2 separate regions of the Homo sapiens genome follow, and region 1 is linked to region 2. A link is a contact called in ENCODE Hi-C or POLR2A ChIA-PET data. All regions are on one chromosome and are shown on one strand. Each heading gives the region's core, a stretch centred on a gene start or an enhancer-like site at or near the end of the contact. The rest is flanking DNA. Distances are from core to core; before and after follow the strand shown. Region 1 overlaps LOC124900191 (a long non-coding RNA gene). Region 2 overlaps LOC124900191 (a long non-coding RNA gene).

What was found. A loop is a pair of places that touch in the nucleus more often than their neighbours do. ChIA-PET counts read pairs that join two places held with the same protein, here RNA polymerase II (POLR2A). Pooled maps may share reads with other maps.
Region 1: a loop to region 2 is called in a pooled map, with 3 times the contacts of the local background. The contact joins two enhancer-like sites. A Hi-C loop is called at or near these places in 1 of 168 maps with a recorded cell type or tissue (endothelial cell of hepatic sinusoid), 13 of 37 single-sample maps with no recorded cell type and 5 of 50 pooled maps. POLR2A ChIA-PET finds 5 or more read pairs at or near these places in 2 of 52 experiments (Caco-2 and OCI-LY7).

Annotation. Positions count from the first base shown.
Region 1 is chr5:78,756,484-78,759,740 of GRCh38, reverse strand. All of the region lies in intron 3 of LOC124900191 (a long non-coding RNA gene), which reads left to right. Among named protein-coding and RNA genes, the nearest start is that of LHFPL2, 110 kb to the right of the region's middle. RefSeq lists enhancers at 2,014-2,063, 2,634-2,693. Within about 2 kb of position 1,465, at least 4 of the 41 ENCODE cell types and tissues checked have a DNase peak (open chromatin) inside an H3K27ac peak, as active enhancers do.
Region 2 is chr5:78,676,348-78,679,635 of GRCh38, reverse strand. The region is part of intron 4 of LOC124900191 (a long non-coding RNA gene); the gene reads left to right. Among named protein-coding and RNA genes, the nearest start is that of LHFPL2, 29 kb to the right of the region's middle. Within about 2 kb of position 1,740, at least 17 of the 41 ENCODE cell types and tissues checked have a DNase peak (open chromatin) inside an H3K27ac peak, as active enhancers do.

The DNA of each region.
Region 1 (3,257 bases), core at 216-2,715, 80 kb before region 2:
CCGAACCTGCTGGCATCTAGATTTTGAACATTCAACCTCCAAAACTGTGAAAATACATTTCTGTTCTTTATAAATTACCCAGTCTCAGGTATGTTGTTCTAGCAGCACAAACAGACTAAGACACAGCTGCTGCCATTGAGGGAATCCGCGCAACAGTTGGTTCTTTCCCTTCTTATCTCTGTGCCTCAAATGTCCCTGCCATCCAGCAACAAGCAGTTCCAGCACAGCCTGCCAGTGTTCTGGTTATCAGTCCTTCTCTGACCTGTTGCACAAAAGGATGTTAACCAAATCCAGACCTACATTAGGCGCATGGTACCAACTCTTGTCTATAGCCAAGGACTATTACCTGCCTTAATGGGGGTTCAACTGGTGGTGATTTGTGTAGAGAACACTTGATCAGTTATCCTCTTACATTCATTTATTTATTTATTTATTTATTTATTTATTTATTTATTTATTTATTTATTTTGAGACGGAGTCTCACTCTGTCTCCCAGGCTGGAGTGCAGTGGCACGATCTTGGCTCACTGCAATCTCTGCCCCCTGGATTCAAGCAATTCTCCTGCCTCAGCCTCCCAAGTAGCTGAGACTACAGGCTCGTGCCACCACACCCAGCTAATTTTTGTATTTTTGGTAGAGACAGGGTTTCACTATGTTGGCCAGGATGGTCTCGATCTCTTGACCTCATGATCCACCCGCCTCGGCCTACCAAAGTGCTGAGATTAGAGGCATGAGTCACCACGCCCAGCCTCCTCTTATGTTTCTTATATGCACTTAATACCCAAAGGAATATTGGGTGTTACGCCCCATACACCATGGGGCTCTCTGATTCCCAGCTGTTGTTGGCCCCATAGTCTTTCTCCTGGACTTTTCCATTCCCAGGTAGCATCATTACAATATATTTAAAGGGTTGGGCGGGGGAGTCCCATGGTTATTAGTTCATGAAGTGAAAGAGGGGAGAAGGGCAAGGTTAAAGTTGCAAAAAGAATGTGAAAGGCAGAAAATTGGATGAGATCAAGGAAGCAAACCTGTGACTATCAAGTCAGGTGACATTTTTCTGCTTCTGTTCAAGTTGTCTTCAAGGCCACTCTGAAAGAGGAACTTTGAAAATAATTTGAGTAATAATAGCATCATGTGACTAAAACTCACATGTATTTTGGTTATACATTCTAATGTGTTTGTTTAAAAAGGTTTGTTATTGTTGGTCATAATTTATGCAGTCTTTCAAACAGTGCTCTGTTAAAATGAGGTTCTTCTAGCTGAACTAGAAAGGTAATTTTTTTAAAAATGTGGACCCAGGATTCAACTTTGTGCTAAGTATGTTTAAACTTTCCAGTCCAAAAGAAGAATGAAGCTTTTTGACATTGTGAATCAACAATGTGGTTAAAGGTCATAGGTTTAAAAAATCCGACACAGTTTAGGTTTGACTCATGCATTCAAGAGGCAAATCTTTTTGACCCCAAGGTGAAGGTGAAACTGCCTTTGCTGATAGGGCAGCTCCAGAAAGCAAAATCACTTTTGTTTTGAAGGCAGCTGTTTTCCTAGATGCTATCCTTTCATTTCAACCAAACAGATTCATTATGCACTGAGCAACGAATAAAATAAAAGCACGGGTACCATTTCCGATCGAGGAAATTGTCCAGGACAATTGTCCTGGACACTCCTGATTACCTCCTATCCCTTCTTTCACTTTCCATCCATCTCAAGGGCCAACCCAGCAGGTTATTTCACCTTATCCCAGGCTCCATGTGAAGTGTACTGAACACAGAATTGGACTTCTTCAGTCTTGATCCTTGGTGCTAATTCACCCCCAGCATGATGGACACACATCCCCAGCCTTCTTGGTCTGGCTGTTTCAGAGAGCACCTCTCAGCCCCTCCACAAGACTAGACTGTGCCTCTCTAGAAAACAACCAGTAACTCTCATCGTCTATAACTCCCGGGCTGGCCACAAGGCCTTATGCAACAGGTGAGGTAGCCGGGAGTCTTCTCCAAAAACACTGAAGTTCTAATTTGCTCTTTTTCCTTCTGAAGATGTCTCCTTAAAGAAGCCCTTCTGAATGCCATGGTGTGTTGGAGATGTGCCTTTGTATCATGAGTTTCACAGCAAAATCTAGCACAGGCTTATTTTACATCTCCTAAGCCCCCAGTGGATATGAGTCATCCCAAGTATATCAGAGTCTCCTAATCCCGCTCACCCAGAGCCCTACCCAGCTTCAGGCTGGAAACCAGCGCCTCCCAGTCCCCATCTGGATGGTGTCAACAACTCTTTCCTTTCATGAAAACCACATGTGAACATAGGTTTTGGGGTTTTTTTCTATTGGTTTTGGAAGAAAAGAAACACATGCAGGGTAGGGGCACCGTCATGTTGTCAGAGTGATGACTCGGCTTCTGGCAAACACTTGGTCTCATGGGAGGCAGAGAAGAGAAGCTCTGGTAAAAATTAGCTTGGAGATGTTCCTTTCTGTAAACACAACCTGAAAAGATGTAAATCGCCGAGTGGGCAGAGTCCTTGCCTGTCCCAAGTGCAGGCATTTATGGTATCAAAGAAAGTTTACTTATAGCCATTTCAACTTGGGTTTCCTGTGAATGAATGGGCAAGAACGTGAGTGGAGAAGACTTGGATGGAACTGGGCTTTCTTCATGTATTCAGCCCAGTAGAAACCACTGCCCTTTACAGGAAACAGTGAGACACTGTTTGGAAGATAGGTCTAGGGACTGGAAGAACTCTCTCACAACAAAGCTCTGGGTGTACCTTGGATTGAAATATGATTTCAAATGCAGTTCATCCCTGGGAGAAGTGTTAAGACTTGCCTTATATTTCAGAGGTTCTTGGACAGCAGGATTTTCTTCCCCAAAATTATGATGCAAATAATTCAAAGTATACAGCATGGTGGCTCAGGCAGCCCTGCCTTGACAACATAGAGCTGGTAGAACACTGTTTTTATTTATAACTTTAATAAGCAAGGCTCTTCATTAGGTGTTATATTCTATGGCTGTTTCCTCTACAGAATATAGACTAAGAGATGCACATACATCCCTACACATAATATATGGTCCAAACTATGTTTAAAGGGCAAAACTCATTGTTTGGACTCGAAGATCTATTACATTTATATCTAACCCATGTAATATTCTTTTTCCACCTAAATCAATCAGTACATTCATTGAGCACCTTCAAGGTGGGCAGTGCCTTCAGGCTGCCATACATAGAGAAGCCTTAGCTGTGGTCCTTGACTGCAGGAAACCTCATTAAGGA
Region 2 (3,288 bases), core at 491-2,990:
ACCTTAATAACCTGATAGAGATCTATAATCCCTAAATTTTAAAATATTTCTTGAATGTATTTGTAGTTCCAATCTGGAATATCTATTGAGATAATAATTACCTTAAGTTTATGACCAGTTGTGTTATTCAGTCATTGCATTTCTATACACCTAAAATGTCTTTCAAATTTCAATGGGCATTCCCCCATTTCTAGTATTCCAAATATGGGGGTGTACATTCTTTATCCATCTTCTCAGGATTTCATAAAATTTGCTCCTTCCTTCTTTCTTGAGAATATTTCTGAGCCTTTCTGAGTCTGTCCTTATTTGCAAGCCTCTTGATTGCAGAAGATGACTCTAAACATTTTGCAGATGAAAAAAAAGATAAAACTTGCCCTACCTGGCCTCTTGCACAAGACTCTGAGGTATCTCCTTTCCCCTCTGGCCTGCAAGTCTGCCTTAGGACACTTGCTGCTCTCTCTCTTCTACTCAAGAAACTGATGATCGGTTAGACTTCAGGTTCTTTCTTGCCCTTCAGGTTTTGTTTTGTTTTGTTTTGTTTTTAGACGGAGTCTCGCTCTGTCGCCCAGGCTGGAGTGCAGTGGCACAATCTTGGCTCACTGCAACCTCTTCTACCCGGGTTCAAGTGATTCTCCTGCCTCAGCCTCCCAAGTAGCTGGGGCTACAGGCACATGCCACCACGCCTAGCTAAATGTTTTTGTACTTTTTTAGTAGAGACGAAGTTTTACCATGTTGGCCAGGCTAGTCTCGAACTCTTGAGTTCAGGTTATCCGCCCGCCTCGGCCTCCCAGAGTGCTGGGATTACAGGCATGAGCCACCGTGCCCAGCCGCCCTTTAGTATTTCACACTGTTAATGGGCCTGAATTTGTTGTACCTTTCTGTTGAGTGGTAATATTTTGGACTTAGTTGTTATATTAAGAAAAAATTCTGAGCAGAATCAAGCAAAGGATGTGGCAGAATGAGAAAATGACCACTTTCTTTGGCATTGGTAGGGCTATGGATTGCAAGTGTGGTGGACATCAGAAACACCTGCAGATTCCTGGGCCCATGATCCCTCCCTGAGGCTCTCTGGAGTGGAGTCCAGATATGTGTGGTTTAACTGGTTTCCCTGGGGTGATTCTGATGTAAGTGGTCAGAAACACCACAAGGGTGTGATGTGTCAAACCAGTCTCTTCTGGAAAGAGGCACTACAGCTTCTCTAAAGCGAGTATTATTCATGACCTCCCACTTGCAGTAGAAAGTCCTAGTTAAAACTGTGAGTAATCTTAGAGGCTCTTATTCTTCTGAATTATCTAAAACAAGAAACTAAACAAAACCAACCAACCACTCATCTAGTCAAATAAATGCTGCCTGAAAGAAGAGCAACAGCTGTTCTTTCTTTTTATCCAGTGATTTGGAGAAAACATTGTAAGTTCTTCTCCATAAAGCAGTAGAAAAAGATGACATGATAAGAGATCCGTGGGCTTTTCCTCCAGAGAGCAAATAGAAAACCCTTGGTTTTTGTCCTGACTGAGAAACGCTTAAACGTCTACATGTACAATCAGATAATCCCTAAAATGCCTTTCCCCTGGTCTAACTCAATTCAGATAACTGTGTTTGTCTGTGAGAAACCCTCAGAGAATATATTCAAGCCAAATGATCTCATGCCTGGATTTTGCAAAACAATATGTGCACAAGACCAGAATTTATGTCATCATCGAATATGTGCCTTTCCCAAATCCAGCCCCGGGATGTTCTTCAACAACATGGCTTCTTTGCCACATCTGAGTCACTTCCTGGGCCTGGATCCAGGACAGCCTGCAGACCCCTGGCCACCAACAAGCCACATAAGGAAGCAGTTCTGTACTATTTCTAGGAATGGCATCTTTTAAAATTATTTTACACTTATCTCACCCATTTTGGTATCCCAGATGGCTTTAAAGGGGAGTTAGCATGGCTGAAGTGATATATTTTTTTCCTCAAAATAATTTTCTGTTGTGCTCAGTTGAGAGAAAAATCAAAAGCGTGCAGTGGTAAAAATGCCTGACAATCCCTGGAGATGCTGAACTAGTCTCTTTGCGGAAAATTCTGGAGATCTGTTTGCTGCCCTGGGGTATTAGCTGCCTTTGCACCTCTGCAGGGGAGATTCAGGTTCCATGTATTCTTTAGGGAGGTCAGAGAAACAGGAAAAGTTGTCCTGGATTGAACTCTCACCTCTGACCACAAACAATTGCTAGGTTGAATCTCCCCTATCCAAAAAGTTTGGAACCAGAGTGTTTTAGATTTTTTATTTTTTTCAGACTTCGGAATTTTTGCATATACATAATGAGATATCTTGGAGATGGGACCTAAGTCTAACCATGAAATTCACTTATGTTTCATATATGCCTTATACATACAACCTGAATGTAAGTTTATAGAATATTTTAAAAATTTTTTGGAAATGAAACGAAGTTTGTATACCCTGAACCATCAGAAAGCAAAGCATCATGTCAGCACTTTAAAAAGTTTAGATTTTGGAGCTTTCTAGATTTTGGATTTCTGGATTAGGGATGCTCAACCTGTAACACTTCTTGGTACTTGTGTGTATTAGACTACGCCTTTGCAGTTGAAGAGCTTTGACTCCGTTTCCCTGGTTGTCACTTCCAGAAGGGCTGCCCTCTATGTGGTGTAATGAGATCTCTCATTGAGGGGAGGAATGAGGAGTTACTGCATGCTCTGCCTCAGAAGAGGAGGCCACAGTTGTCAGGCCTACTCAGCAAAGTGTCCCAGAGGCTGGTCTGCAGTCCCTGCAAGGAGGCATAGCCAACCTGGGGACTGCAGGAGGACATGTCTGGGCCCACACTACCCCACACACTGCCTGCTCCAACGACCTCTTTTGGTTTTAAGATCCAATATGCCACCATTGGAAATTCATTTGAATTGGTAGATCTCCTTTTTGAGAGGTCAAATAAGAATGAACGGGATGGCCTAGAATGCTTTTCCTGTAGCTCTTGTTATCTTACTAACCATGGTCCTATAAAAAATCAGGCAATGACTCCTGCAGAAAGCTGTTCCATTCTGGGATCATTGGTCCTTCTACGAGGCATCCTAGCCTAGTGCTGTGCTGTCACTTCCTGCTTGAGATTAGTATTCTCTGCTGGCCTCCCTGAAGGGAGGACCTGGGTATTGTTCTTTCATCGTTGTGTTTCCACTGGGCCTGACACCTGGTTTACTCTATAAATATTTGTTGAATGAGCCCAGTATCTTTGATTATAAAATGATAAAGTAATTCAGCTATAAAATGATGATGGTAATGATACCTTCCTC